Linked DNA regions of Homo sapiens: region 1 is linked to region 2. A link is a loop called in an ENCODE intact Hi-C map of the cell type or tissue named here. Cell type or tissue: IMR-90. All regions are shown on one strand. Links, peaks and the distances in the headings refer to the core of each region. The heading gives the core; the rest is flanking DNA.

Region 1 (16,811 bases), core at 3,725-11,724, 130 kb after region 2:
AACCTTCAGAAGATAATAAAGTTGTGAGCAATAAAGACAGCTGGGGATCCCTGCAGAGGTTGCACAGAGACCATCAGTATGATATCCCAAGTGTGAAGAGCAGCTCCAAACCCACAAATGGTCTCCCGCACAAGCCCTTGTCTTTGCAGCCCAAGTGAATGATGCCTCCCTAGTTTCGAGCTCTGCCACAATCAGCAGGGCACCCCAATGCAAGGATGCTCTTGGAGGTGTGGCCTGGGAGAGGCAACCTGCTGATCCTTGGACAGGGAAAAAATAAAAGGCAGGAAAATAGAGCCAGGAGAAAGAACAACTTGTGGTTTAACTGACTCCTAGCTGGCAGGGCCTGTTATGGCCCCTCTCCTCCTCCCAGTAAAACAATGTTAAAGACAAAGAAAATCCCAAAGCTGAAGATTTCTTGGAAAGTTAACATTGGGAACGTTGGAACCATCCATTAATAGATTTTGAAAGGACTATCTACTGAGATGGCTGGTAGAGTGGGTAAGAAAGACAGTTGATGGGCTGGGCGCGGTGGCTCACACCTGTAATCCCAGCACTTTGGGAGGCCGAGGTGGGTGGATCATGAGGTCAAGAGATTGAGACCATCCTGGCCAACGTGGTGAAATCCCATCTCTACTAAAAATGTAAAAACATTTAGCTGGGCATGGGTGGTGCGCACCTGTAGTCCCAGCTACTAGTGAGGCTGAGGCAGGAGAATCGCTTGAACCCAGGAGGCGGAAGTTGCAGTGAGCTGAGATTGCGCCACTACATTCCAGCCTCGCAACAGAGCGAGACTCCATCACAAAAAAAAAAAAAAGACAGCTGATGGTCTGCCCACTCACGTTCACCGCATGAACAGAGGCTGCCATCAGTCCAAGCAACAGTAGGAAAGCCCTTCTGACTTCCCTTCTCTCGGCAGCCCTACTCAGAACTATGTGCTGAATTGCATTCCCTGAAAAAAGATAAGTGGAAGTCGTAACCCCTAGAACCTCAGATTGTGAACTTATTTGGAGATCGGGCCTTAAAAGAAGTCACCACGTTAAAATGAGGCCATTACGGTGGGCCCTAATTCAATGACTGTTGTCCTTATAAAAGGGTAAATTTGGACACTGAGACAGATGTGCACAGAGGGAAGATGATGTGAAGGGATGCAGGAAGAAGGGAGAAGCATGTGAATATGAAGCAATACATCTACAACCAAGAAACACCGAAGATCTCCATCAGAACAACCAGATGCTAGGAAAAAGGCCTGGAACAGATTCTCCCTCACAGCCCACTGATAGGACCAGCTCTGCCAACATCTTTATCTCATCTCGGACTTCTGGCCTCCAGAACTGTGAGACGATGAATTTCTGTTGTTTTAAGTCACCCCGTGTGTGGTACTTTGCTATGGCAGCTCCAAAAAAACAATTCACTTGGGTCCTTAAGGTTACTACCAATGGCAGCTCTTTCTTCACTGTGCAGGGAATGCTTTAGAGGCGGCCAGAATACTCCTTTGCCAACTCCACTCATAGGCAGCAAAAGGACTGTTGAGAACACACCAACCCAGACCAATTGGGTTGCTCATAATTTCCAGTTTATTTTGTGAATACCCAGCAAATTCCAATAATTAGAAATCTAGGAAGGACCTAGGCGTGCTGCACCCCAACCAGTTTCATTTCCTGATATCTATTACAATGAAAGCACATCTCAAATCAAATTCTAGCACACATAAAAATATGGGCTAATGGGGAGAAACAAAAACAGACCACAACTTGAAGTCTCAGCTCTCTGTGCTTTAGGCAATTTAACAAGTGCTTAACATGAAATTTTCACTCAAGGTAAATACTACGATGCAAGAGGCTGAATTCTGTTAAACATCCAGTCTGATCAGGTGATGTAATCTTCCATTAGGCGAGAGGCTCAGATCTGAACCAACTCCTAGTCCAAGGAGCCACCACAGACCTGACTAAAGCAATACATATCTGAAAAATAAAACCATCAAAGGAACTGAGGAAATTACTAAAGTATTACTCCTAAAGAGATGTACACCCAGACAGTTTTATTATCAAGTCAGTTCAAACTTTCAAGGAACAGATAATCCCCATGCAATATAAACTGTTCCTGAATAGTAAAAAAATAAAATAAAATTTAAAGTCTCTCCTACAAGGAAGTATAATCTTAATACCAAAATCTCACAAAGATAGTACCCACACACACAAAAAAAAACCTATAGAAAAAGCCAATTAGGAACACAAATGTTTAAGTGCTAAATAAAATATACGACAACTGAACAAAATTGTATACTAAAAGACCATCCATCATAATAACTAGATTTATCCGAGGAATGCTGACGTATTTTAATATTGGGAAATCTATTAACAAAATACAGATAGGCATGCAAAAATCTCAGTAGACACTAAAAAGGCATTTGTTAAAATGCTACACATATTCAGAATAAGAACTCAGAGAAAACTGCAAACAAAAAATGATCTTCTCAACATGGCAAAGATGATTTGTCTTAAACAAATAAGTCATATCTTAAGAGTCAAACACTGGCCACTTTCCTAATAAAATCAGGGAAAATACTATTACATTATTTAACACTTTTATGAAAATCTGGCCAATTAAATGAGATATAGAAGAGAAGTTGGTTTATAATCATTGCAAAGGAAAAGCAAATTACTAATTGATTTGAAATATGATTATATACCTGGAAAATCTAGTAAATAACTATATAATTATGAGACCTTAATAATGTGTCCAGATAATATAAGTAAAAATACAAATCTATAGATTTCCCATATAGCAGCTACGAGTTCTTAAATAACATGACGAAAAAGATTATATTCACAATAACAAAAAGTATTTTGGAAATGCCAAATAGGAAGTATATAGATTCCATATAAAGAAAACTATCAGATATGACTGAGGCCTGTAAAAATAGTGGCTAGCAGCATTTCATAGACTCTTCCAACTTTCCATAAGCATTAGGCGAACAGGGGCCATGCTGGTTTCCATTCTGATTAGATCTGCAATGCCTAAAACAGGACCCAGTACACAATGCATGTCCATACTAGTCAGCTCTCTCTGAGTTTTGGCTGACACACTGGATTGTTTTCATTCAGGGACCAGGATGAGAGAGTGGCCCCTATTTGGACATGCTTTTCCTAGAGCAGAGAAAAGGACAGTGACAGACTGTGCAATGATGCTGTAAGCAAGACACTTCGATGTGGCATACATCTCTTCTGATCACAGTCTATTGGCCAAAGCAAGTCACATGGCAGAACCAGATTTCTTTGAGGTGAGAACAAATAATCCTCTCACTGGGAGGGGCACACAAAATTTAAAATGTTTTCCAATAAATACATAGTCAGTGTGCAATGAAAACAGATGGAAGAAGTCTTCCATAAATACATATTGAGGAGTATATAAAGGAAGACACAAAGATACAGAAAAATAGGAACTCACCTACCAATGATAACCAAGGTTGAATTAATGTTAGAATAGGGCCAAAATTTCCCCTACAACACCAATCAAACCAGGCTAGGTAAAATACAGACACCTTTTGCTTCCTGATGTGCCTGTCCTTTCAACATTTTAGAGAACACAACTAATGAAACGTAGGGAGATGCTTCATCAATTCCACCAATGAAGTAGAGACAGCAAAAAACTTGGCAACACATGAAGAAACTGACGAAACTATAGTTGCAGTGGGAGTCATTCATATAACATCTTCAGGCTTTTCCAGTTCAAATAGACCAAACACACATACACATGTATGCAGGAAGAGAAAAAGATATAGAGAATTTGAATAACACATTAATATGTTTGATTTAATAGATGTATATAAAACTTCAGATATACTCAGGAAACACGTATTCTTTTCAAGTGCCGTGGAACATTAACAAAATATGTTCATATATTAAGCCACAAAGAAAATCTTACTATTTTCCAAAAAGTAGAAACAATGCAGACTGCATTCTCACATTCTCTAACCACAATGTAATAAACCCAGAAATTCATAACAGAAGAATTTTTTAAAAACACTAGAAATGTCAAATGCTCTTAAATAACTCTTGAGACAAAGAAGAAATAAAAACTACAAGTACAGCTTATTTAAAAAATTATGACAAAGAAGAACAGAACATGTAAAATATAGGGGCTGTGGCCAAAGATATACTGAGGAAAATTAATAGCACTGAGATTTTATTATTAAACAAGACAGACAGAAACTATGAGAATGAAGTATCCAATTCAATAAGCTAAAATAGAACAAAAAATAAATCTAAAAAATGCAGGTAGAGGGAATAGACGAAGATAAAATTATTTTTTAAATGTATTTAGTAAAACTAAAAAGCATTTAAATTGATTTTTAAAACTTGGTTTTTTAATAAAAATTATATAATAGAACAAGTTCTGGACAAGGTTAATTGCACACATAGGGAATGGCTAAAGACCCCTTATTAAATAAGCATATATTACTTTTATATCAGAAAAAAAGTGAAGTTACTTTTTAAAAAGCCAGTGCAAAAATACAAATATGAAGCATTAGGAATATGAACAATGTAACCACAATCATAAAAAAGAGATTACACTGAATTCATAAAAAAATTATTAGTAACTATAGGCTACTAGATTTGAAAAGTATATGTTCTCAAAAATATTAATTCTTAAAAATTTCCCTATAAGAAGAAAAAAACTTGAATAAATCAAAAATGACAGAAAGAATGATGGGGTGTTTTTTTTTTGTTGTTTTGTTTTTTTTTTGTTTTTTTTTTGTTTTGTTTTGTGTGTGTGTGTGTGTGTGTGTGTGTGTGTGTGTGTGTGGAATTTTAACAACTATTCCCCAAATGGCACCAGAGGCAAATTGTTTTACAGATTAAATTTTTCAAACTTTTAAGGAACATGTATTCTGTACATGTTAAAGTTTGCCAACATATTATAAAACAAAACGTGGAAAACCTCAAAATTTATTTAGTGGACCTGGCATAACATGATACAAACCCTGAAGAGATGAGATCTGTGAACACACCACAAAGTGCTACCCGGCTATCAGAAACAGCAACACAATGGCTCTCAGACACATAGGATGTAGTCTAAAAAGTGACAACAGAGTGAGATCTACAACAGAAAAAAAATAACAATATAGGCCACACGATAATACACATTCAAAATGATACAGTCAAATAAACAAATGCATATTTAAAATGTTAAAATAGTTGCTTATGGGAGCTGGAAAGAAAGAGAATGGAGATGGGGTAGAGGAATAAATGAGAATAAATAAACAAACATAAATATTATAAGCAGATAAATAATATGCTTCAAAATAGGTCAGTGCAAGAGACTAGAAAGCCGAGAAACACCCAGATTGGTATGACGAGTTAGTACCACATTGTCTTCATTTTAATATTTCTGAAATCAGGATGTGACTCAAGAATTTTGGCCGGCACAGTGGCTCACACCTGTAATCCCTGCACTTTGGGAGGCCGAGGCAGGTGGATTACCCGAGGTCAGGAGTTCAACACCAGCCTGGCCAACATGATGAAATCCCCTCTCTACTAAAAATACAAAAATTAGCTGGGCATGGTGGCAGACACCTGTAATCCCAGCTACTCAGGAGGCTGAGGCAGGAGAATTGCTTGAACCCGGGAGTTGGAGGTTGCAGTGAGCCGAGATCATGCCATTGCACTCCAGCCTGGGCGACAGAGGGAGACTCCATCTCAAAAAAAAAAAAAAAAAAAAAAGAATTTCAACTTGCTGTGGTTTCTAAGTCAGGGATGAATCTCACAGTCATTTGCATCTGAGAATCAAGGAAATAATCCTACGACATTCCAAATCAACTGAGAGAGAACGGTTAAGTGAATAAATGGTTCTAGGACAATAAGTTAAACTTTTAGGAAAAAAAATGTTTAAGGTTAAATTACTTCCTGACACTATATGGCAAAATAGATGTCATATGGTCTAAGAAAATAAATTTGAAAAAAAAAAAAAAGACAGAACACATGTCCTCATTATCATAAAACTACATTGTCCACCTGTGACCATATCATAGATATTTGGCACTTTTTGGCCACCTAGAAATGGAATACCTTTTCCAATGTTAGGAAATGTTGCCATTATATGACATAGGATGCAGGCTCTTCCACGGCACACACCAGAAAGTACCTAGTAATACTGAAATTGTGAAACAGAGTATTGCTATGCTCATAAAATTGACTATTGTACACCACTACAAGTCAGGTTTTAGAAAAATAGCTAAAAGTATAAGAAACTATTTTAAGCTATAATGTTCGGCTAAAAAACAAAATGTAATCAAGTTTTAAAATATATACTCACACATGCATACACACATAGGCACATACATAATTACATTAAAAATGACTGGCCGGGTGCGATGGCTCATGCCTGTAATCCCAGCACTTTGGGAGGCTGAGGCAGGTGGATCACCTGAGGTCAGGAGTTCAAGACCAGCCTGACCAACATGGTGAAAGCCCATCTCTACTAAAAATACAAAAATTAGCCATACATGGTGGCAGTCACCTGTAATCCCAGCTACTCGAGAGACTGAGTAGGAGGCAGGAGAATTGCTTGAACCCGGCAGGCGGAGGTCGCAGTGAGCCGAGATTGCGCCATTGCACTCCAGCCTGGGTGACAAGAGCGAAACTCCGTCTCAAAGAAAAAAATCACAAAAGTATTAACAGTAGTCACTATTGAGTGGCAGGATTTGGGATAAATTTTTACTGTCTTCTATATAATTTGCTAAATGTTAGCTGAACTTCCTCATCATCTGCCCATACGTAAATGGGTTAGAGAAGTAATTGTCTCAACTGGCCAGCAACTTACGGCCGAGCCTGTGTGCAAGATGTACTCAAATAGAGAAAAAGAGTCGTTAGCTGAATAAATCAGATTCTCTCTCTGAATCGTTTGAACTGAAAAATGTCAGACAAATGATATGTGGAAAGAGAGGCCATGAGGTAGAACAGGGCTGTGTGTGAGTCACAGCAAACCAAAAATACAAGAAATGAGAAGTTATGATGTGAGAAGAAGCTACCAGGTAGAGAAAATGGAGATTGGTTAGTAGTGGTGGGAGGAGAAGTAAGAGACAGAAAGGAAAGCAACCTAGGCCGAATAAGTGAGTTACATTAATAGGGGGAGCTTTAGAGAAAAAATCTATGAATTTCATCTGCTTCAGGCCCTGCAAAGGGCCCAAAATGCACTGGATCTCATACGAGTCCTAGAGACCCAATAAACCCATGGTTATTGGTCTTAGACTAGGCTTATGAAACATCTTTTTCTCTTTCTGATCTTTACAACTAAAAAAAAACACCAAAAAATAAAACAGTTTATAACCTATGAAAAATGTATGTTTTGTAAAAAAATATTAAAAATCTGTAAATCCACTAAAAAAACCCCAGGAAACTCTCCAATGTCAATGTTAACATTAGTTATCTCTAAGTAGTGAAATTGTAAGTGATTTGTTCATTTTTTCTTCTTTATACTTTTGGCATTTTTCAAGTTTTCCACAATGAAATTATAGTACTTTTATAATCATTTATAAAACAAATAAATGCTATTTTAAATGGTATGTGTGTGAATATGTTCCATTGACCTCAGTCTGATAAAAACCCTTCATAAATTTCACTAGTTTCCTTGCTGAACAAAGACCAAGACCTTTGCTGATATGCATCTATTTCCCACATTTTGTACAACTAAATTAAATAACCAAGTGTAGCCGTTCTGGGCTAAAGTGTGTATCCAAGGTCAATAGATTTCCCCTGCAGTGACTGAGTGGATCCAACATACTTAGACTGGTCACCCATTGACTCATCAAGTAAGCATTAGTGTTCTGGAACAGGAAATATGTATCCATTTGAGCAGTGAAGGCATTTGTTTACAGAGCAATCAGCTGGATCCCAGTATCCCTTAAATAATACTGCAGAAAACAGGACTTCACAATGGAGTACTCCACCCTTTCCCATGTGACACCTCTTTGGATGTCAGACTTTAAGAACCCCATTCCATCAGTATCCTTTTGCAGAAACCCTATCTTCCAAAGGGGAGAAGCAACCCAAAGCAAACAGATAATCTGAAAGAGAAAGAAACTCAAAGAGGGCAGAGCAGGTGGAAGGAAGTGCTCAATGTCTCTCCACCCACCAAAAACTGCCTCCACCACTTTGCCCACCATTCCACCCCTGGTCCCAGTGGAATGACCTCAACTCTTATCAAAGTTTCTTCTTATTGGCATGAAATGGACATGGTGGAAACACGAAGAGATTCTAACACTAAACTGTGTGAAACCTTGAGCAAGACATTGAATCTTTTTGAGTTTCACCTGTAAAATGAAGAGGTTAAATTAGACATGAGGTGATCTAGAATTGTTCTGCCAGCCCAAGGATCTAGGCATAAGAAACTGTAATAAAAAGCAAGACTGCCTACCAGGAAGGACACAAATGTCATGATGCTTCCCAGGCCTGCTGTCTCTGGGAAAATATATATATATATATATATATATATATATATATTTTTTTTTTTTTTTTTTTGAGACGGAGTCTTGCTCTGTCGCCCAGGCTGGAGTGCAATGGCACAATCTCGGCTCACTGCAAGCTCCGCCTCCCGGGTTCACCCCATTCTCCTGCCTCAGCCTCCCGAGTAGCTGGGACTACAGGCGCCCGCCACCACGCCTGGCTAATTTTTTTAAATTTTTATATAAAGTAGAGACGGGGTTTCACCACGTTAGCCAGGATGGTCTCGATCTCCTGACCTCGTGATCCGCCCGCCTCGGCCTCCCGAAGTGCTGGGATTACAGGCATGAGCCACCACGCCTGGCCGTCTCTGGGAATATTTTAAGAGACTGGGATGGCACTCCTGTAAACACAGACACCCTTCCTTTACCACTCAGCGAAGGAGCTCCTTGCACACTTACACTGTCCTTTGCCTACAGATCAGCTGTTGGAAATACATTGCCAAGAGTTGGGAGTTTGGGACATTCAGACCACCCTCCAAACTCTGAGTTTTGATTTTACGAAAATTTTTGATATGTGTTTTCGAGACACATCTAGCAAAATAACTCTCCAGTTCTAAAAAGTCCTGAACTTTAAAACGCTTCTCAAGTACCAACTCATGCTCCAAAGATAAATTTGAAAGGAGTGGAGTCGAAGTGAATCATAAACATGTGGATTAAATTTCCCACAAGTAACCAACCTTTTGAAAACTGGGAGAAATATGCTTGGGGGAAAAAAAAAGACTTAATTCTACAAAACTCAAAATCATCTCTAAAAGAATTGAGACATTTGCCAAGTGCTTCACTAAAGAGGGATGCACTTCAACTTAATCTCCTTTGATCTGATCTGCAGAGTCAGGGTAATCCAAATGGCTGGCTATTCGCTATATTTTGCAGAACCTTGTGAATGCCTCCCATCATGACACTGCACAGCCTCAGTGTCCCCAGATGACGCATGAGTACAGAGCTGTGAGCCCACCCTGGTGTGCAGTGTGTCAGTCTGTACATCATCCAAGCGTCCCACTCACCTGGGGGCAATTCTCAGCCTCATAACGATCAGCTCAGCTCTAGATTTCTAAATTCAAGATTCTTAGTGATGACATGAGAGATGAAATAGCACCTTCAGGTTTTTAGATTCTGGGAAATGCTTGTCATACCAATGCATTCAGGAGCAGAGCATGCACCCTCACTAGGGTTCCAGTCATCAGAAAATCCTGGCTTTCAATGCAACTAGTTTCATTGCAACTTCCCTCTCTACCTATGCTTATTCCCTGCAGACATTGTTTTCTCCCACAAACTCCTACTAATCTTTATTTTTCTCTATTAGCAAATGACTCATAAGGATTTTTCATTGTCTGTCTCGGTATTCTCATCAACCACTCGCTGCTTAGCCCCCTGAAATCTAGCTCCTGCTCAATATGCCTTGGCCATTCTTTTTCACCTGTAATCTTGTCCCAATCCATTTCTCCCACCTTATTTATTATTCTTTTCTTACTTTGGTCTACCCTCTGACCAAACTGAACTTCCTAGCGTTTCCTTTCCATGCCAGAGGATTTCTCAATACAGCAGATTTACTTGTAACTCCCATCTGCAGAGGGCAAAAATCCCAAGATTCACCCAATTGCCCTTAAATGCGAAGTACATCATAGTAATTATCAGGTTGCCTAAATGCCCATCAGCATTAGACTGGATAAAGCAAATGTAGTACATATACATTGTGGAATAACATGCAGCTGTAAAAAAGAACAAGAGCATGTCATTTGGAGCAATATGGATGGAGCTGGAGACCATTACCCCTGGCAAACTAATGCAGAAACAGAAAACCAAAAACCGCATGTTCTCACTTATTATAAGTGGGAGCTAAATAATGAGAACACATGGACACATGGACACAAAGAGGGAAACAACAGACACTGTGGCCTACTACTGGGGCCTACTTGAGGGTAGCGGTTGGGAGGAGGGAAAGGATTTTTTAAGAAGCCTATTGGGTACTATGCTTAGTACCTGGATGATGAGATAATCTGTACACTAAACCCTTGTGACACCAGTTTACCTACATAATAAACTTGCACATGCACCCCAAACCTAAAATAAAAGTTAAAAGAAAAAAATGGGAAATAAAAAATAACAATAATTACCAGGTTGCTTCTCCTGCTACCCTGCCCCCTCAAAATGTGCTAATTTCTACCTAAATACAAAATGCATTTTGTATTTTTCCTTCATTTACAGCTTTTTTTTTTTTTTTTTTTTGAGACAGAGTGTCACCGTGTCACCCAGGCTGGAGTGCAGTGGTGCGATCTCAGCTCACTGCAACCTCCACCTCCCAGGTTTAAGCAATTCTCGTGCCTCAGCCCCCCAAGTAGCTGGGACTACAGGTGCCCGCCACCACGCCCGGCTAATTTTTTGTATTTTTAGTAGAGACGGGGTTTCACCATGTTAGCTAGGATGATCTCAATCTCCTGACCTCGTGGTCCGCCCATCTCGACCTCCCAAAGTGCTGGGATTACACGTGTGAGCCACCGCACCCAGCCCATTTACAGCTCTTATCACATCACATATTACAATTACATATTACAATTATTCTTACACCTGTAAGTAACAATCACTGATGACAAGGACATTGACCCATGTATTTTTGTATCCCACAAAGGGTCAAGCATCATGTTTTGGTGTTTACTGAAAGAAGAGGGTCCTTTTCTCAGGTCATCAGCCTCCTCAACTATAAAATCGGCAGGTTTAGCACAATGTGCTTCAGAGGAACTTATAGCCCAAAATTTCTTATGGATAAGATCCTGGAATACCAAGTGGGAATACAAACTTGAAATGGTGTCACCAGGTAGAAAGGCAAGCATTGAGATTTGAGGTCCACCAATAAATATTTAATAAAGGTTCTCTCTGCCCTTTAATGGTGGGCTCAGTAAGGCAGGTCTCCTTGCCCATAAGAGTATGAGGAGCCTGAAATTAATAGTGCTGTTTTGTTGAATGAATCATGCACCCCAACTGGACAGGGGGAGATAAGGTGAGAAGGATTCCATTTCGTACAAGAGCAACTCCTCTAAATATCCTCAAATCGATTTCCTAAGAATGAACCTATAAAAGTTGTTTTTCAAGCCTTCCAGATAGACCCAGTCTATTTTATAAACACTTTCTCAGATTTATGTCTGGCCTATAAAAACCAGGCTGGGTCTTTGGTTGAGGGCAGGGAGAATCACATTTGGCTCCAATATCCTGGAGCTACACTAGAATGTTATTTGCTAAGCCAACGCTGGGGGCCTTCTTCTTAGGTGAAACTTCCTTATAAGGAGTCCTTATTTTAGACTTCAATAACTATTCTCACTTTGGAGAGTCTCCAAGATGGACTGTCCATATACCTAGCTCTATAGCCAAGAGAGATACAGTGAGGTCCTCGTTTATTTAGACAAAGCTTTGATAACCAGAATCAACTATTCTTTCTCAGCCTGAGCTTATAGTGCAGCCAAAAGTCTGCAAGGAACAAATGTACTTGTAAAACACAGAGTTTGTGAGCACTCGGAAAAACTGTCACCTGTAAAACTACACAGGCATGTCCTGCCTGAGTCATCTGAGATATAGAAATGAATTTTAATCAAAGAAGGTGGCCACAGTAGGTGTAAGGACTCCTACTGGGGCCACAGAGAGCACATTCAGGTCTTGAGGGAAAATAAACCTCTTCCTGCAGGTCTTGTGGAGGCCAAGCCCAACGGACATTTCAGAAGTGACATGGGAAATATGATTGATAGAATGACAAATGTAACTTAATTCAACGCTCTTCATTTAAATTTTTTTTCTGATATCCTGCCCTGCTCTGTTGTTCATCTTAGTCGGCTTTAATCAGGAACTGTGAACTTTGGAGAAAAATTATTTTTTGAAGTAGCTCAGCAGAAAGAAGAACTTGAACCCCATAGTCAAGGGAAAATAAGGACCAAACTGAAGCTTTGCCTTCAGATCTAGATGGGACACTGAGCTCAAGTCACAAACTTTTCTTCCTGCCCCATTCCTAGAATTGGCAGGAGAACATTTAAATACAATAGTGCATAATTATACTAAACAATAAAAAGAGGTGTTCTCAGTAGACCAGAAATTAGTAGAAAATACAGAAAGAGAAACCGCAAGGGTGACTAAATGGTGAGTAGAGCAGCCTCCCTCTGACTTCATCCCCTTCCCCAGCAACCTTCTTGAGTTTTAGGAAAGATCTCTCTCTCTAAGACCCCCTCATCATCTTATTCAAGTTTGAAGACCACAGTTTCAACTGATTACTTATCAGTTCTCTAAAAGACCACCAGGAACAACCATGTCACACCCCTCCTCCCTGTGGATCACAGTCCCTTTCAGGTGTCCAACTGTGCTAAAATGATCCATTATCACTGGAACTCTATTCCCTATATTTTGTACTCTCTCCAGACTGATCCAATTCATCACCATCTCCTTGCCCTCTAACCCCCGTCAGTGTGATCTCTGGAATTCCTGATTATGACCAGCACACTTCCCTATATCCTCAATCTCTTCTCTGAAAGGCCTTGCCTCTTTCCTACCCAGTGGAAACCCAGGTGTCTGCTGAGACTTCTGCAACTCTCTCATGTTGGTGTATTCCTCCCACGCCCAAATGCCAGGACCAAGAAACAGAGTAGGAGTCTTCCTTTCTCCCAGCTGCCTCTTGCAAACCACATTTCCTGCTTCAGAAATTCAGTCTATGTTTGGAAAGACAGCAATTCTCTTCCTCAATCTTTGTCATAGCATGAGTATTTATTTGTTCCATCTCTCTACGTAAAACAGGAAGGATTTGCACAAAAGTGTTAATAGAAAACATTGGCACAGAATGAGATGTATGGTGAGTTTTATGTCTTCTTTGAATATTGTTCTGTTTTAATAAAAATGCACCACTGGCCGGGCGTGATGGCTCACACCTATAATCCCAGCACTTTGGGAGGCTGAGGCAGGCGGATCACTTGAGGTCAGGAGTTTGAGACTAGTCTGACCAATATGGTGAAACTCCATCTCTACTAAAAATAGAAAAAATTAGCCAGGCCTGGTGGTGCATGCCTGTAGTCCCGGCTACTTGGGAGGCTGAGGCAGGAGAATCGCTTAAGCCTGGGTGGCAGAGGTTGCAGTGAGCCAAGATTCTGCCACTGCACTCCAGCCTGGGTGACAGAACAAGACTCCATTTCAAAAAATAATTAATTAATTAATTAAACATATATGCACTACTTTTGTTTACCTTCCTTATTATTTCTTTTTTTATTTAATTTCTTCTTATTACAATGTCTTATTTGTTTAGGTTTTCTCTTTTACTAACTTTTTGAGTCAAATGTTTAATTCATTGATTTTTCAACTTTTTGTTTTTTCTAGCATATAAATCTCTATCTCACATATATTGCTGTGATTGTTGTGTGATTCTAAGTATTTCAGACCTCCTGACATGATTCCTTTTTTAACTACTTCTTGGAAATGTACCTATTAAAAGAATAGGGGTTTTTTATTGATTACTTTTAAAAAATGGTTTCCTATTTTAATGTATGGTAGTCAAAGAATATATTCAGTACAATATCAATTATGTGGTCTTTGTAGTCAGTAAACATAACTGTTCTGTATGCTTGAAAAAAACAATGGAAAGGTTGTTCATGGATATATAAGAACAGACATCAAGTCTTCCTTTGTCTTCTTGATGTAGTAGTTTCTGATACAGATATATTGACATCGATAATTGTGAATGTGTTAATTTTCTTTAGAGTTCTGTTCATTTTCCAATATATGTATGTGTGTGTGTGTGTGTTTTTTTTTTTTTTTTTTTTTTTGAGACAGAGTTTCACTCTGCCGTCCAGACTGGAGTGCGGTGGTGCAATCTCAGCTGCCTGCAACCTGTGCCTCCCAGGTTCCAGCAATTCTCCTGCATCAGCCTCCTGAGTAGCTGGGATTACAGGCACGCACCACCATGCCCAGCTAATTTTTGCATTTTTAGTAGAGACAGGGTTTCACCTTGTTGGCCAGGCTGGTCTTGAAGTCCTGACCTCAAGTGATCCACCTTCCTTGGCCTCCAAAAGTGCTGGGATTACAGGCATGAGCCACCGTGCCCAGCCCATTTTCCCTTATATTTTAAGTCTATATCATTAGACTAGAATTTCTGTAGCTTTCTCATGAATGCTTTTACTAATTACTAGTAATGCTTTTTTATCCACACCAATGCATTTTGTCTTAAAATCAATTTCATCTAATAAAAATTTCACTACTCAAATTTTCTTTGTTTTGTTTTTCCTGGTACATATTTTTGTCGACTTCTTTTTCAAACTTTTGAGCCATGATGTCTGAAATCAATATTTAAGTCAACCAATTAATAATTTCTCTTATAAATAATATGAAACTAAAATTGTTTAATCCAATTTGAAAAGTTTTATTTTAACTAATAAGTTAAGCTATTTATATTTATTATGATTGCTGGTATATTTAGTATGACAGTTGATCCTTGAACAACATGGGGGTTAGAAATGCCAACCCCGTAAAGTCAAAAATCCACATACCAAAATCAACCACCCAAAAACTTAACTGCACACAGCGTACTCTTCACTGAAAGCCTTACTTACAACATTTCAACAGTTGATTAACACATATTTTGTATATGTATTACACACTGTATTCTTACAATAAAGTAAGCTACAGAAAAGATGTTATTAAGAAAATCATGGGCCAGGTGCAGTGGCTCACACCTGTAATCTCAGCACTTTAGGAGGCCTGGCAGGCAGATCACGAGGTCTGGAGATGGAGACCATCCTGGCTAACATAGTGAAACCTCGTCTCTGCTAAAAATGCAAAAAATTAGCCTGGCGTGGTGATGTGTGCCTATAGTCCCAGCTACTCAGGAGGATGAGGCAGGAGAATAGCTTGAACCTGGGAGGCAGAGGTTGCAGTTAGCCGAGATTGCGCCACTGCACTCCAGCCTGGGCAACAGTGAGACACCGTCTCAAAAAAAAAAAAAAAATCATAAGGAAGAGAAAACATGTACTATTCATTAAATGGAAGTGGATCATCATAAAGATCTTCATTCTTGTCTTCACATTGAGTAGGCTGAGGAAGAGGAGGGGTTGGTCTTGCTGTCTCAGGGGTGAGAGAGGTGGAAAAAAATCCACATATAAGTGGACCCACAAAGTTCAAACCCGTGTTGTTCAAGGATCAACTGTACTTCTATTATGTTATTTTGCATTTAAGATTAATGTACTTTTTCTTTGCTTCCTTTTTCTTCTCTCCTGCCTTTTATTAAATTGATTTGGTTTTTTCATTCTACTTTTCCCTTCTACAAGCTTGAAAACTACACGTTCTAATTCATTCTTTTAGATATTTAAAATGCATACTTGACATTAAAAAAGAAAATCAGGCCAATCAAAATCTCCAGACCAGAAACAGTTCAGTTCTGATCTCCTTTTCCAAGCTACCATTTTATGTTTAATGTATTAATTTTTCCTTTTTTTTTTGAGACGGAGTTTTTGTTCTTGTCACCCAGGCTGGAGTGCAGTGGTGCGATCTTGGCTCACTGCAACCTCTGCCTCCCGGGTTCAAGCGATTCTCCTGCCTCAGCCTCCCGAGTTGCTGGGAGTACAGGCGCACACCACCGTGCCTGGCTAATTTTTGTATTTTTAGTAGAGACAGGGTTTCACCATGTTGGGCAAGCTGGTCTCGAACTCCTGACCTCGTGATCCACCCGCCTCGGCCTCCCAAAGTGCTGGGATGACAGGCATGAGCCACAGTGCCCAGCTTTTCCTTGTTTTTAATCCTCTCCTCCAAATTAGCTCCTTATTTATACATCATTGTTTATTTCAAGTTATCAAAATGTTCGCCAATTTGTTTCGTACTAGTGTAACTGCAATTCCACTCCAGTCCTCTGTGTTCAATTTCCTCCTTCTGAAGCTGATACGTTAGTATTTATTTCAGCAAGAGTCAGTGAGGGTTCTTCTGAAAATGTTCTTATTTGGCCATGATGTTGAATGATACTTTTAGCTGGGTATAGAATTCTAGGGTAATGGTTGTTTCCATTAGCACATTGAAGACATAATTACATTGTATGTTGGCATATTGCTTATGAAAAGTCTGCCTATCTCATAGTTGTCCTTCTTTAGGTATTTCATCTTTCATTCTCATTGTTTTTGGATTTTTTCCTTGGTCTTCAATGTTAGTTTTAACCTAATGCTTCTAGGTAGAGCTTACTTTTTAATGTTGCTTGAGACTCTACACGCCATTTAAATCCAAAAATCCAATAATTTAAATCCAATAATTTAGGTCTTATTTTCAAACCTAGAAAAGTGTTTGCTATTCAAAAGAAACTATCATC
Region 2 (16,811 bases), core at 5,627-13,626:
GTGACCACCAGCCAAGGGCTAAGAAAGCCAGCCATACTTAGAAGAGCACAAGGTCATTCCAGGATGGAAGAACAGCAGGTGAACTTAGCATGTTTGAGAAACACACACGAGGCAACTTGAGCGGTGCTCTCTGAGCTAACGTGAGAGAGGGGAGAAGCAGGCTGCAGCCAGCTGACCTCTGCAGGGTAGGTTTTGGTCCTTTCTTCCTGGCTGTTGTGTAAGCATCTTGAAGGTCCATTGCCTCCCACAGAGTCTTTTTATGGACTAGATGCATGTGATCTCCCAAAATTAATATGTTGAAGCTTTAACCCCCAATGTGATGGTATTTGGAAATGAGGCCTTTGGGAGATAAATGGGGCCTTGAGGCTAAGTGAGGTCAGGAGGGTGGGGCCCTCATGATGAAATTAGTGCCCTTATAAGAAGAGACACCAGAGAGCTCTCTTGCTCTCTCTCTCTTTCTTCACCATACGAGGACACAGCAATAGGTGGTTGTCTACAAGCCAAGAGAAGAGTCTGCAGAATAAAACCTGCCTTGCCAAAACTTTGATCTTGGACTTCTCAGTCTCCACAATGCTGAGAAATAAATTTCTGTTGTTTGAGCCACCCAGTCTGTGGCATTATGGCATAGCAGTCCGAGCTGGCTGATACAGGTCTACTAGGGTGTCTGGCACTCCATAGAAGATATATAAATTCCCTTCAATAACTGAGTCATGGAGGCAGAGGACCATAATTCACATTCCCTCAGTCCTCAGTGGCTCATGCCACCCCGTATAAGAAAGGCCTCCAATCTCCCACTCAAACTTTAACCACGTATTTTCAGGAGATCCTCAGAGAGTCTCACAGCCATCCCAAAAGTGCCACGGCATGTTCTTCCACTCCAGGCTCTGTTCCTTGCCAAGTCACTTTCAAAGCTGGGCCCCACCACTGTCTCTGTAGCTACGACAGGCTGAGAGCGACAGTAACCCTCTGTTCCCAAAGCTATAAGCCACTGAGGTGCCAACATGAGGCTGTGCTTCCTGCAGATGCCACTGAGTTAGTTACAGGCACAGAACTGGGGAAAATCACTTCTTCCATTCAGCGCTTTTCTCACTGGGAGTCCTAAGAAATCCCACTCGTGCCTTAGTGCTGAGTCTTTTAAGGAAATGGATCCTTCAGCTTCTGCCTGCAGCCCCTGATATCATCCACTAAATCCACCTCCTCATTGCATCCGTCTCAGGTAAGCACACACCTGTGGGTGCCACCAACTTGTCATTTATGTCCCCTGTGACCAAGTCCTAATGTCAAGCCACACCTTGAATCAAAGATCTAACACCCCTGAATTCTTGGACCCCACTCATGTCTAGCCATGAGCTCTTGGAGGCTTTCTAGTTGACAGAAAAGAGAATACTGAAGGCGGAGAGCAAACTGACTCTTCCCGGTAAAGAAAGGCCTGTGTTTGTGTGTGTGAGTGAGTGTGACAGTGTGTGAGTGTGTGTGCTCTCTGGGGCTAGAATCAAGATATATGTCCTCATTGTGCTGTTGCCAGTAGACATTTGACCAGCACCCCTACACGTGACATGTGTTTGTTCAAATGTCACACAATTCAGGGTCCGTGTGGGAGCGTGGCGGTGCTGTGACACTGAGCAGCTGAGGACTCCCGCACTTGGCAGCCTCCCCAGCATGCTGCACTGTGGCAGACGGCCAGAGACCTGCACTGCAGGGTGTGTGGATCCGTGCACACAAGTACACTCCGCACACACACGAGCAAGCGCACACACATAAGAGCAGGTGAGGCACTCTGTCATCGGTGGATGCTTCATTTCTTTTATGTAATTTCTACCCCGGCGCAACTGTGCTATGTACAGTCTTGTCCTGGGGTCTTGGTTTCTTTCATGTGGTTCTTTGTGCTAACAAGATTAAATCAGTTCCAATAGGTACTGGTTTAATGGAGATGATAAACTTTTATTGAACTTGAGCACATTAAAATGAAATGTAAGCAATAGGTGATTTTGGCATTTGCCTGGGGTCTCTTCCAATTTGAATAAAGCCAGTATGCCTTCTCTGGAAAATAACAGCTCCAAGCCCGGCTCACTTTATGTGCTTAATTAAAATCTATTTTTGTGGTACAAAAAGGAGCTAAACAATGTAACGTTCCTTCTCTTCAACTATGAAAACAAAGATAGACGAATACTTTCTGCAAAACGGAGCTCTACCTTTTGCACAAAGAGCAGGTAATGCGCTGCTTTTGTTACAGCAGCCTGTCTGCTAATCCGTGATCTGTTTTGTCTGTGAACGGGATTATCATGGTGGTTTATTGAATAAGAGCCAAAAACGACGTTAAGTAAACTGTTTACACGAAGCCACTGGGCTGAAAAATCCAAACTCAGACTCATTTCAGGTTTTAACCACAGTAAACTTTATTATAGTTTCAACCGGACAGTTAAAACCTTTCAGGGCCTGTGCAATTGCTGAATGTGTAAAACACGAGACCACGGCTCTCCGTAGAAATTGGGGAAGTGTAAATATCAAAGTCAGCCTCTGAAGGTTGCCTTTCTCTGCAGCTCTCTGTGGGGCTTTCACTGGGGCCCGGATTTCAGCCAGGCTCCACGGCCAGGCCCCTGTCACTGTCTTTGCCAGTCCTGTAAGTCAAGAGAAGGAGGTTTGGCTGTCCAGTGTGGCAGGGGGCAGGCATGGAGCCTGTCACTAATCCCTAGCCTGATTCCTCGGGGCAGACATCTTTATGTCTCTAGGGGGCTGGCAGGAATACACCTGCCCTCTTCTGACCTCCATGGTGGCCGCCAGTTCGAAAGGGTCAAAATGAGTTTTTTATTAATGTCTACTCATGCCCTTTGTGCATCTTAAATTCTACTCTGGGGCCAGAACATTTCACAAGACGTGCTTTGATCTGTTTGAAAACAGACAAAAGACCAAAAGAATAGAAACATCAACCAAGGAAGCGCAACTTTAACACATTGTTTTGTCTCCTTGTGGACTCTGCAGAGAAAGCCAAATGGAGCGTTCCCGTCTGTGTGCAGCATGTAAACAGAAGTAACTCTAAAGATCACTTCTCCGGGACGTTTTAGTTGACAGATCAGGAAACTGGCACTCAGGAAAATGTTTCTGGACTGTTAGATTTTTTTTTTTCTGAGCTCAACTTTCCCAGAATTGTCTTTTGCAGTCCCTTGGACTACAAAAAAGCTCTGTCCTTTTGACCTCATACCAGTAATCTTTTAACTCCCTTAGTCTTCATTCATTCATTCATTCATTCATCCATTCATTCATTCAAGGTCCATCTAGGTGCCAGACACCGTGTTAGATGTGGGCAATGCAAAATAAGACAGGGCATCCGACCTCAAGGGCTCCCAGGCAAGTTGAGCGACAGGTGGATAAACAGGTAATTATAAAACTGAAAAACACATGGTTAAATAAAGGAATTGAGTCTCCTGGGAAGACAGGTGCCTCTTCTCCAACTCCTTCTCAGCTCTTCCTGCTCTCCTGACATCTAGATGCTGAAGGTCCCACGGACTCAGTCTAGGCCTTCTTTTCTCCTCTGTCTACACTGTTCCCCTGGGTGATCTCCTCCAGGCCCAGAGCTTTGAATAATTCTATACTGATGACTCCGTTTTTCTGTCTCCAACTCTGACTCCTCCCTGGAGCTCTACCTTCTTATAGCCCTCTTCCTGTTTGACTAGATCCATGTGACTGATTAAAAAGACATCTCAAGCTTATATCCAAACTGTAACTCCTGATCTCCGCCTGTCCACAATGCCCACTTCCTTCCCTGGCTTTCCCCATTGGCCCAGTTGTTCTAGGAAACACCCAGGAGGTAGCTTTAACTCCCTTTCCCCCCGACCCACTCCACATCCAGTTTATCAGCCAGTTCTCTGGGTTCCACCTCCAAGTGGATCTGGAGCCACCCTCTGCCCCCGTGGCCCTTGAAAAAAAAAATCCCTCTTCAATTCCTAGCACTTCCTGCCTGCATTCCTACAATAGCAGACCTGTCCTCCACTTCCCATCTGCTTTCAGATGGAACAGCAGAAGAGTGATCTTCTTAACCCTTGGATGATATAACACCACTCCTCCACTTGAAATCCCCCAAAAGGATGAAACTTCCATTTTTGATAGCGTCGGAATAACAGGGACTAGCCTTATGCTCTAGTATGAAATAACTAAAACACTACACAAAGAGTATAAAACAATGGTATACAAAACATTCAACCGAGATTCAAAACAAAGGAAGAGTCCTTCGATTGCCCCAGCTACTGCCCCAAGAGAATTTGTTTTGTTTTTGTTTTTTTGGAGACGGAGTTTCGCTCTTGTTTCCCAGGCTGGAGTGCAATGGTGCGATCTAGACTCACCGCAACCTCCACCTCCCGGATTCAAGCGATTCTCCTGCCTCAGCCTCCCAAGTAGCTGGGATTACAGGCATGTGCCACCACACCCAGCTAATTTTGTATTTTTAGTAGAGACGGGGTTTCTCCATGTTGGTCAGGCTGGTCTCGAACTCCCGACCTCAGGTGATCCGCCCGCCTCAGCCTCCCAAAGTGCTGGGATTACAGGCTCCAGCCACCGCGCCTGGTCTGAAGAGAATTTCTAGGGAAACCAGGCAGGGCTTGGTGGCCTTGTGGAGCTGAGGAGACAATACTAGTAGTCTGGGAGGCCAAGGAAGTCAGAGTTGTGGGATTCAGGGGAGAACGCTGGAGAAGAGAGAGCTGCAAGACAGCTCCTGAGACCTACACAGGGTCCCCTCAAGTCTTGTGCTGAGTGCTGCCCAATGCATATCTGTGAGGAAACAGAGGCCAGGGAAAGAACTACTTGAAAAGATTAGAGGGAACAATTCTTTTTTTTTTTGAGGCGGAGTCTCGCTCTGTTGCTCAGGCTGGAGTGCAGTGGTGCAATCTCGGCTCACTGCAAGCTCTGCCTCCCAGGTTCATGCCATTCTCCTGCCTCAGCCTCCAGAGTAGCTGGGACTACAGGCTCCTGCCATCACGCCCTGCTAATTTTTTGTTTTTTAGTAGAGATGGGGTTTCACCGTGTTAGCCAGGATGGTCTCAATCTCGGGACCTCATGATCCGCCCACCTCGGCCTCCCAAAGTGCTGGGATTACAGGCGTGAGCCACCAGGCCCCGCCCCTAGAGGGAACAATTCTTTAGAATTCACATGAGACTGGGAATCATTCCTGTTTCCACCAGCTGGAGTGGAAGACCTAAAGATGGGCCTCAAATCAAAGACCTTAGCTTTCTTCTTAAATAAACTAGAAAAGAACATGTTAAACTCCAAATAAAAAAATGAAATAATAAAAATAGGGCAAAATCCAATTAGATATGAAACAGAAAACATAGTGGAGAAAATAAATGAGATCAAAGGGTGGTTATGTGAGAAGTTCAATAAATTTAATAAACCTCCAGCCAGACTTATCAACTTTTGGGGTGAAGGGGATGCAAACGAAAGATATTAGAAATGAGAGATCAGTAAAAATGAGACCTCACTAAAAATTATACAGAAAGTAAAAGGATGATAAATGCTTATTGTGAACCACCTTATGGCAATAAATTTGAGAACTTAGAAAAATAGGCAAATTCCCTGAAAAACATATAACTAATGTTTGCTTAAGAAGAGAAAGAGAACCTGAATAGATAATCCTGTATCTATTTTTTAAAGTTGAATTTGTAGTTTAAAACCTTCTAACAAAAAACCCTCCAGCCTCAGGCAGCTTCCCTAGTGAAGTCTCCCAAACATTAATAAGAAATAATACCAGTTAGAATAAACTTTTAAAGAATAGGGAAGAGAAGGAATGCTTCCCAACCCATTTTATGAGGCCAGCATTACTTTGACATCAAATCCAGGCAAAGATATTACAAGAATAAAAAAACCACATACATGCAAATTTTCTAAACAAAATCTTAGCAAATTCAATTCAACAATATATAAAAAGCATAATAAATCATGATCAAGTAGGGATTATTCCAGGCATGTAAGTTTAGTTTAACATTCCAAACAATCAACTAATAGTCTTAAAAAGAAAAAAAAAAAGCAAGATGATCATCTGCAAAGATAGAGAACAAGCACTTGATAAAATACAGCACCCATTCCTGATGAAAACACTCAGCAAACTAAGAATAGAAGAGAGCTTAGCCTGATAAAAGGAATCTATGAAAACCTACAAGCCACACACACTTACACAAGTACATACTTTATGATTTCATTTACATAAGATTCTGGAAAATAGAAACTAATTTACAGGGACATGAAGCAAATCAGTGGTTGCCTGGAGCTGGGGTCAGGTAGGGTTTTGAGTGGGGTTTTGAGGACCATGACAAAACTTTTGGGAATGATGGATATGCTCATTATCTTGATCATGATGATAATTTCACGGGGGTATAATTTGGTGTCATCTCATGGTGTGAGATGATTTGCATGTCTGTCCTCTCCAAATCGCAGGTTGAAATGTGATTCATAATGTTGGAGGTGAGGCCTCGTGGGAGGTGATCGGATCATGGAGGTGGAACCCTCATGAATGGCCTAGCACCATCTCCTGGGTGATGAGTGAGTTCTTACTCAGTTACTACATGTGAGATCTGGTTGTTTAAAGAGTCTGGGACCTCCTCCCTCTCTCTCTTGCTCCCGCTCTCACTGTGTGACATACTGGTTCCCTGTCCCCTTCCGCCATGATTGCAAGCTTCCTGAGGCCCCACCAGAAGCAGATGCCAGCACCATTCTTCATGTAAGGCATGCAGAACTGTGGGCCAAATAAACATGTTTTCTTTATACACTACCCAGCCTAAGGTATTTACTTACAGCAATGCAAGAATAGCCTAACACAATATGTCAAAACATATCAAATTGTGTATTTCAAATATGTTGTTTATTGCATGTCAATTATACCTCCATAAAGCCATTTTTTAAATCCTTCAAAAGTTTAACATTGCTTTTAGAATAAAACTCAAAGTGTCCTCATGGCTCTACATGACCAAGTGCCTACTAATTTTCAAGCTAATCTTCTACCACTCACAAATGGCCCAGAAAAACTGCTGATCAAATGTGCAAAGCTATTTCCTGCCCCAGGTCCTTTGCACTTGCTTCTCTCGCTGCATGGTGTGCTCATTCTCCAGCACCTTATTTAGTTGGCTCTGTCATATTTTCCAAGTCACAGTTCAAATACCAGGTCTTAGAGACCTTTTCTAATCCTTTATATGTTAAATAGATCCCTCCCAGATACTCTTGTCTGCTATTGCCTTATTTATCACTTTTACAGTACTTACACATTCTTTATCTTTTTAGTCCTTTGTTTGCTTGTTTATTCTTTATTTCCCCCAGGAGAATGTAAGCTCCTGGAGGGCAGAAATCCACTCTGTCTCATTCATGCCTCTACCCCTAGGAACCAGCACAGTGTCTGGCATAAAGTACATTCTCAACACATACTTACTTACGAATTAGGGAATGAGAGCAATGAACTGGGAAGAAATTGAAAGAGAATTCATGGAAAAAGTGACATGGAAGCCCAGCTTGGGAAGAATTGATATTAGGAAGGCATAGGGTGAATAGGTGGCCCTTGGCATTGACAGATGCAGGTTCATTCCAGCTTGAGCCTTATAATTATGCAATTCTGGATGAGATATTTTAAATCATCTGTTTCCCTATTTATAAAATAGGGCTGCAAGTAACTATTTTAGAGGGTTACTGTGAGAAACGAATGATGTATATGTAAAGATATGTGTTGCAGTGCCTGGAGTGTGGTAGCGACTCAACAAATGAGTTCTATTTTCTTTCCCAATTTCAGCCAGAAAAACATCAAGGGGAAAATCATGTTTACAAGAAAGGGCATGAAATATGTTATGCACTAAATGTTTGTGTCTTCTCTAAATTCATTTAGTTCCTAACTCCCAGTGCAATGGTATTTGGAGGTGGGGCTTTGGGAAGTGGTTCCATCATGTGGGTCAAACCCTCATGAATGGAGCTAACGTCCTTGTAAAAGAGGACTGAGGGCTGAATGCGGTGGCTCATGCCTGTAATCCCAGCCCTTTGGGAGGTTGAGGTGGGTGGATCACCTGAGGTCAGGAGTTTGAGACCAGCTTAGCCAACATGGCAAAACCCCGTCTCTATTAAAAATACAGAAAAATTAGCCAGGTGTGTTGGTGGGTACCTGTAATCCCAGCTACTTGGGAAGCTGAGGCAAGAGAATTGCTTGGATCTGGGAGGTGGAGGTTTCAGTGAGCCGAGATCATGCCATTGCACTCCAGCCTGGGCAGCAGAGTGAGACTCTATCTCCAAAAAAAAAAAAAGGAGGACTTAGGGAGCTCATTGTCCCCTTCCACCATGTGAGGACACAGTGAGAAGACAGTGGGTCATCTGTGAACAAGGAAGCAGGTCCTCACCAGACACCAAATCACCTGCAGCCTCAATCCTGGACTCCTCAGCCTTCAGAACCGTGGGAAAGAAATGTTTGCTGTTTAAGTTACCCAGTCTATGATACTTTTGTTATAGCAGCTAGAATAGGCTAAGACAACATATTTGGAGGATCATGAGAAAGTTGAAAAATTTAGGATTATAGCTGAGAGAAATGGAAGTCAAAACTGGAAATGCCCCCAAAGCACCAAGCCATTCTGGACTTCAATCTGTGGATCACAGGAAACCATGAAGAATGGGGTGAGGTAGGGAAGAATTAGGCTGGGGTGATCTCAATTATAAGAGTAACTCTAGTAGCTGTGTGACTAAGAAAGTAAAAGGAGGTGAAGCCTGAGGGAGATTGGAAGCAGAGAGAAGAGTCAGAATGATTTCAGTTGTCTAGATTTTAGAGTGATGAAGGGGAGAGCTATAAATTCTGACTAACATCCTAGAACCTCCCCGCCACATGTCTTCTACCTTAGCCATCACCACCTACCTCTCTTAGCATTTCCCAAATAACTCTCAGCATCAAAGCTGAAACTGTGAATTAGGACAGAAAGCTTTTTACCACTGGTAGAAGACAAAATCAAAATAGCAGACCAGGAAAACATTTGAATGGCCAGGAACTTTTGATGTAATTTTTCATACCCAGAGGTTACTGATGACAGCCATGGAGAACTTCCATTCTCTGATTAAGGAGTAAGAGAAAAGAGTGAAATGTTTAAAATCCCCAAGACTACCAAGACACAAAACAAGAGAGTTGGCAGCAGAGACCCAAGGAGTCAAGCCTAGTAAAGAACAAGTGGATAAACTGGTTAATAAAGGACTTAGCATCGGAACATAGAAACCATGGGGTTGAAGGTTGTGAGTCAGGCTTTCCTAGCAACCCTGTTAAACAGGGACATTCCATAACAATGGACTCAACAGAGCGCTGACTAGTAGACCTGGAGGTGGGGTTTCACTATTCAGGAGCAGAGATAGAGAAGCCCTCTTGACAAATAAATACAAATAAGACTTTGCTGGAATTTACTCCCAATAGAACTACTGGGGAGACTGAAATTTTTAAGTTTGAGTTCACGAGACTTGCCCATCAGGGGCTGTGTACGTCTTTCAAGGTGGCATTAGTATTTCTGACCAGCCACCACCAGGAGATCGTTGAACTTACTTGTGCAAGAGCATCAAAAGTGCAGTTTGATAAGAACACCAATGGCCTGGAGGCTGATTTAGTAGGTCTGGAATAGAGCCTGACATCTGAATTTTAAATAAGTCCCTCAGGTTATATTTGATGTACTGCCAGGTTTGAGGACCGCTGATATAGATCATGGCTTTGTCCAAACAGAGAGATTTTACACAGGCATAGAAAACCAAGTGTTAGAGAGTCTAGCCTGATTTTTCTTTACATTTGTAAGGAGAAACATCATACTTAATGCCTGTCTTGCATATATAACTTTAAATATTTGTAGTGACATCGTTTAAATGAAGATCATTAAAAACCTAGGTATACTAAAATCATTGAAGAATTCTTCTTACTTTTCCTTAACTCTTAAAAAATGTGTTATGTGATGCTAGAGTGGAAGTTTTGATTGTGGAACTTGGAGGAGATAGAAAAGATACCCAGGAATGTTCCAGGGGGAGCATTTCCAAAGCTCTTCTCCAAAGAAATGGAAAAATATTTCCTGAGAAAGAAATGTCTTTCTGTTGAAGTTCATTGCCCACCAAGAGGGCACCTGTGGGTGGCGCTTCCTTCTAAACACAAGCCTAGTGAGAGAGGGCGAAATGGTTAACTTTTCGCAGCATGCTTTTCAATTCCAACCACCTCCTCTCCAGAAACCTCAAACTCAGGGCCAACATTCCCCTCTCCTAACCATCCCAGGGCCAGGTCCCAGACATCTGGGGATGGCCCCTACGCCCCAGAGTCCACTGAAATTATTCAAACCACGAAATCCTAAACCTGCTCACCCTACCTAGCCCATTTCCCGACGGAAACCACAAGAAAGGCAGGCTCCTGCCCATATGCCCCCCTGTCCCTCTGCCTCCTGACCAGCCTCAAACCTCCTGACCGGGTTTAAGATGTACTTCCTGTAGGTAGGCAGCACCACGGCCCAGAATCACACAGGGAAAGGCAAAGCGGCGAGTGGCAGCAGTGGCGAGGTCAACATCTAGAAGTGACTGGGCTTCTCCCCAAAGGAAAGGGATCACCTATAGGTCTTAAATAAGAATGCTGTCCTAGAAAAAAATCATGGCACTTGCAGCAACTTGGAGGGAATTGGAGACAATTATTCTAAGTGAAGTACTCTGGAATGGAAAACCAAACATCGTATGTTCTCACTCACAAGTAGGAGCTAAGCTATGGGGATGCAAAGGCATAAGAATGATACAGTGGACTTTGGGTACTTGAGGGCAAGAGTGGGAGGCGGGTGAGGGATAAAAGATTACACTTTGGGTAAAGTGTACCCTGCTCAGGTGATGGGTACACCAAAATCTCAGAAATCACCACTAAAGACCGGGCGCGGTGGCTCATGCCTGTAATCCCAGCACTTTGGGAGGTTGAGGAAGGCGGATTGTCTGAGTTCAGGAGTTCAAGACCAGCCTGGGCAACACAGTGAAACTCCGTCTCTACTAAAATACAAAAAAATTAGCTGGGTGTGGTGGCATGAAGCTGTAGTCCCAGCTACTCAGGAGGCTGAGGCAGGAGAATTGCTTGAACCCAGGAAGCGGAGGTTGCAGTGAGCTGAGATTGCGCCACTGCACTCCAGCCTGGGTGACAGAGCGAGACTCCATTTCCAAAAAAAAAAAAAAAAATTCAAAAAATTAGCTGGGCATGGTGGCGGGCACTTGTAATCCTAGCTACTCAGGAGGCTGAGGCAGGAGAATCGCTTGAACCTGGGAGGCGGAGTTTGCAGTGAGCCGAGATCGTGCCATTACACTCCAGCCCAGGCAACAATGCGAGACTTCATCTCAAAAAAAAAAAAAAAATCAACACTAAAGAACTTATTCATGTAACAACAACAACAACAAAGAATGCTGTCCTAGAGCTATTTTAAATCCTGCACTAGAAGACTGCCTGAAAGAGTTCCACAGAGTAAATGTTGTGCAGAGAGGACAACCAGAAATCCAGGGGCTGAGGGTGTCCCCCAGAGGGACAGCCAAAAGAGACGTCCAGGGTTTGAAGTTAGCAAGGCCCCACAGCAGCAGCATCTCTGCAGAGCCACAGATGCCCTCTTTGGAGCAAGAGCCAGCTTTTGTCCTTCTCAGGACGAGAGCAAAGCCATCTTGTGACAATATCAGTCAAGCGAGAAATCACAGTACTTCTCTCTTCCTCTCTTCCTGTGTTCCAGCCCTGGAAGGAACGAATGCTAAAGTTAGCAGGATGCTGGTAGAGATCAACCAGAAAGAAAGAAAAAGTTGACTACAACCTTCCTCCCAGGCAGCAGGTGGTCGAGTCGACTGAAGCCATTCTTAGAAAAGAGGGTGGGGGGAGGCGGGAAAGACAATGCTAAGTCAGGTTTGGAGTTTTGGTGACTACATGGAATTGGCCATTCTAATAACTGAATTCAGATTAGCATGAGAATCACAGTGCACAACCCTGGGTCTTGCCATTTTCATCCAAAGGCAAGCACAACTTTAAAGGGACGGTGAGAGTTAAAATAAAGATGCTTTCCGATTTCTTCTTACAGGAGTGCATGTTCAATGCATGTGTTATGAGAGTTTGTTCTAAACTTTGTCTTCCCTAAACTCTTTCTCCCTATTCCCTTTAAGGAAAACAAACACAAAACCTTTTTTTTTTTTTTTTTTTTTTTTTTGAGATGGCGTCTTGCTGTGTCGCCCAAGCTGGAGTGCAGTGGCACGATCTTGGCTCACTGCAACCTCCACCTGCTGGGTTCAAGCTATTCTCCTGCCTCAGCCTCCCAAGTAGCCGGGCAGGTGCGCATCACCATGCCCAGCTAATTTCTTGTACTTTTAGTAGAGACGGGGTTTCACCATGCTGGCCAGGCTGGTCTCTAACTCCTGACCTTGTGATCCGCTCACCTCAACCTCCCAAAGTACTGGGATTACAGGCGTGAGCCGCCATGCCCGGTCCTGCCTTTTTTTTTTTTTTTTTTTAACTTACCATCCTCTTCATCTCACAGTGAGAAATCCCTTAGTTTGTAGGGATGACTCTGATTCTAGAGCTGCAATAAGTAAATCAGAAACAAAAACAGAAAAATGCAAAAAATGAAATAAGTCAAAGAGAGAGTGGTTCCAAAGGCAAGGAAGCTGATACTTTCCAAAAATAAGAGTAGATATATTTTAAGTACCTGGGATCTGTTTCAGTTAGGTATGGTAAGACATGCAGACATGGAAAGGAAGACAATTTTATACTCACAGATCCCTAGAAACAAGAGCACTACACTCGACGTAAGACCACAAGGAGAAGTACCAGGGCTGGTCAGGAGGCAGAGGGACAGGGGGGCATGTGGGCAGGAGCCTTCCTTCCTTGTGGTTTCCATCGGGAAATGGGCGAGGTAAGGTGAGCAGGTTTAGGATTTGGTGGTTTGAATAACTTCAGTGAACTCTGGGGCGTAGGGGCCATCCCCAGATGTCTGGGACCTGGCCCGGGGATGGTTAGGAGAGGGGAATATTGGCCCTGAGTCTGAGGTTTCTGGAGAGGAGGTGGTTGGAATTGAAAGGCATGCTGCAGGGAAAATTATATTCTATCTCTAGGGATTGGCAAGTCCTGGAAGGAAGCATCATCCAGGCTCAGCAAGCCACAGATATCAAAGCACCAAAAACCAGAAAATAGACATGGTGAATACAATGGACAACAACATGTAATAATATCAAATGCTGCAAAGAGGACCAAGGAATAAAAAATAGGTATTGTATTTGCCAGGCAAGTAGCTGACGTGAGCCCTTTTAGGAAGTAATTCGGGCAGGGTGGTCAGGGCAGAGAGGATTAAGAAGTGGGTGAATAGTGTCTAAGATGAAACCACCGCCTTGTAAAGATATCTGCGTCCCATGTTCCTTACAGCATTATTACAATAGCCAAGATATGAAAACAATCTAAGATTCCATTGACAGGTGAATGGATCAAGAAAATGTGGTATATATAGATATATATGCAATGGAACATTTTTCAGCCTTTAAAGAAGAGACCCTGCCATTTGCCACAACATGGATGGACCTAGAGAACATTATGCTAAGTGAAATAAGCCAGACACAGAAAGAAAGATATTGCATGATCTCACTTGTACATGGAATCTTTCAAAGAAAAAAAAGAGGTCAGCCGGGCGCTGCGGCTCATGCTTGTAATCTTAGCGCTTTGGGAGGCCTAGGAGGGCGGATCACCTGAGCTCAGGAGTTCAAGACCAGCCTGAGCAACACGGTGAAACCCTGTTTCTACTAAAACACAAAAAAAAATTACCTGGGCCTGGCAGCGTGTGCCTGTAGTCCCAGCTACTCGGGAGGCTGAGGCAGGTGAATTGCTTGAATCCGGAAGGCAGAGATTGCAGTGAGCCAAGATCACAGCACTGCACTCTAGCCTGGGCAACACAGAGAGACTCCAACTCCAAAAAAAAAAAAAAAAAAAAACAGGGGCGGGGAGGAGAGGGAGAAAATGGGGAGATGAGGGTCAAAGGACAAAAGTAGTAGATACGTAGCATGAACTAGCCTAGATATGTAATGTACATCAAGAGGACTACGGTTAATAACACCGTATTGTTGTTAGGGCTTTTTGTAAAATAAATAGATTCTACTTGCTCTTACTACAAAAATAAAAGTAATTAAGTGAGATGTTAGATATGTTAATTTGCTTCACTCTAGTAACCATTTTACAATCTCTATATATCCCATAACATCATGTTGTAAACCTCAAATATACACAGTAATTTTTCTTTTTCTTTTTTTTTTTTTGAGACAAGAGTTTCACTCTTGTTGCCCAGGCTGGAGTGCAATGGCGCGATCTTGGCTCACCACTACCTCCGCCTCCCAGGTTCAAGCAATTCTCCTGCCTCAGCCTCCTGAGTAGCTGGGATTACAGGCATGTGCCACCACACCCAGCTAATTTTGTATTTTTAATAGAGACGGGGTTTCTCCATGTTGGTCAGGCTGGTTTTGAACTCCCAACCTCAGGTGATCTGCTGGTCTCGGCCTTCCAAAGTGCTGGGATTACAGGCGTAAGCCACCGCGCCCGGCCACACAGTAAATTTTTTTTTTTTTTTTTTGAGTCTTTGTCACCCAGGCTGGAGTGCAGTGGCGCGATCTTGGCTCACTGCAACCTCCACCTCCCGTGTTCGAGCAATCCTCTGCCTCACCCTCCCAAGTAGCTAGGATTACAGGCACCCGCCAACACACCCGGCTAATTTTTTTGTATTTTTGGTAGAGATGGGGGTTTCACCATCTTGGCCAGGCCGGTCTTGAACTCCTGACCTCGTGATCCACCCGCCTTGGCCTCCCAAAGTGCGGGATTTTAGGCGTGAGCCACCGCGCCCGGCCAGTAAAATTTATTTAAGAAACAAACTGTCTGATAATGTAGCATCCTCTGCAGATGTATGAAAACAAAAGACAAACAGCAGCACTACAGTATGATAGTAGGATAAGAGAAAAGTTATTTTGCTTTGTTAGATTTGTTTTTGTTTTAGTAGACAAGAGATATGACTATGCTTGCAGGCAGAAAAGAAGAAACTAAGAAAGATAGAGTTATAAGAGGTTGGACTGAAATTCTCAGAGACTTCGACCAGTTTTGATTTCTAACAATGTACAAGTACACGTAAGGCCTTGTGCTTATCCAACCTCACTTTGCATTCAAGTGTGTGAGTCAAGATTGGAATCAGCTGCCCCATGCACAGTGCAATGACACTACACAGAGCACAGCAGGCTTCCTTGAGGGCTTTTTATCAGGGGACTGTCCTCATTGGAAGTGTCTGGTTTTCTGCAAGCTTGGGTACAGAAGACAAAATAGACAAGAGAAAAGACCTAGATTTTCTTCTGATGTGAGACGGATACATCATTGTGTTTCTCCCTTATTTCCATATGGATAATATGTTTCTGCAGGTCAGGCTCTCTGTAAACACATACAGCGTAAAAGTCGATCAAAATTTGCTTAGAGCAACCATAACGAGTTGGCCAAACCATACTGGTTTAATTAAGAGAGCCCTCTTCAAAAACAGCTACTCCAGGTCAGGTGTGGTGGCTCACACCTGTAATCTCAGCACTTTGGGAGGCCGAGGCCAGTGGATCACCTGAGGTCAAGAGCTTGAGACCAGCCTGGCCAACATGGTGAAACCCCATCTCTAATAAAAATACAAAAATTAGCTGGGAGTAGTGGCTCGCGCCTGTAGTCCCAGCTACTCGGGAGGCTGAGGCAGAAGAATGGCTTGAACCTGGGATGGGGAGGTTGCAGTGAGCCAAGATCGCACCACTGTACTCTAGCCTGGGCACAGAGCAAGATTGTCTCAAAAAATTAAGCCCTAAAATAAAGAAACAAACAAAAAACAGATTTTTTTGTTTGTTTCCAAAAAAACAAACAGCTACTCCAACAGATTCACTTCTTAGAGAACAGACGCTAATGAATCTCCTAAAGCCAAATTGCATTTGATATGTATGCCCTCACCAGGTAGTTCTGCTGCATGATACTTTCTTTAAAAATAGAAAATCACCTCTCAATAGATGCATTAATTCAGCTGGTATAGGTGAGAATCACATCTTATCTGTTCAATCAGCCATCCCATAAGGATTCATTATCTCCACTCCATCGAGAAATCATACTAAGCCTGAGGAACGAGACAATAAAAAAGTTCCTTTTGAATACGCTTCTAGAATATACCAAGTTATTGCGTTTAAATCTCTGTGAGCATGATCATGAATGCCATTATGTCCATTTGATAGAGGCAAAAACTGTGATTCAGAGCATTTATGTCATGCACAAGAAGGCACAGTGCTGGAACAGAGCAGAGAGTGAGGGAAAACTTGGGATTCACAGGCTCATTGATGGCAACAGACCAGGAGACCAAACCTAAGATACTCTTCCTCATAGGTTTCCCAAGAGAAGGATGTATGCGCAAAGCACTGGCAGATGGGCTGTAAGCTTAATTCCTGATGCTGAGTTCTCTGCTCTACCCTGCTGGAGCATGATACTGAGGCTAGTTTACATGGAGTGAAAGAGGAGAATAGAGCCAGAGAGAGCCCAGACAGCCAGGGAAGAGCATATATTTGTTATATTTGCCATGAATAACCAGTACTAGCTTGGCCTAATTTCCAATGAGCTCCTGGCCACATCCATGTGGGCATGTAGGGGATAAGAATGCAAAGAGAAGGGTACCCCTCCCACACCTTCAGGTGCTAAGCTTACTGCTCCAGCTGCATAGGAGGAAGGAAGGAACAGGGTAATGCACACACACACGCACACATATGTAAACACACACATAAACACACATGCACATGTGTACACATGCACGTGTGTATGCACA

What was found. Peaks named below come from ENCODE experiments on the same cell type or tissue, not always from the same donor. Only the 100,000 strongest peaks of a DNase experiment are listed, where the experiment ranks them.
Region 1: a loop joins it to region 2, with 2.3 times the contacts of the local background. A loop is called at or near these places in 3 of 110 quality-filtered maps.

Annotation. Positions count from the first base shown.
Region 1 is chr17:12,273,234-12,290,044 of GRCh38, reverse strand. No RefSeq gene overlaps it. Among named protein-coding and RNA genes, the nearest start is that of MIR744, 200 kb to the right of the region's middle. In IMR-90, for the core only: no CTCF peak of the experiment used is centred there; a DNase peak (open chromatin) is centred at 7,804.
Region 2 is chr17:12,407,680-12,424,490 of GRCh38, reverse strand. No RefSeq gene overlaps it. Among named protein-coding and RNA genes, the nearest start is that of LINC00670, 130 kb to the left of the region's middle. In IMR-90, for the core only: no CTCF peak of the experiment used is centred there; a DNase peak (open chromatin) is centred at 9,260.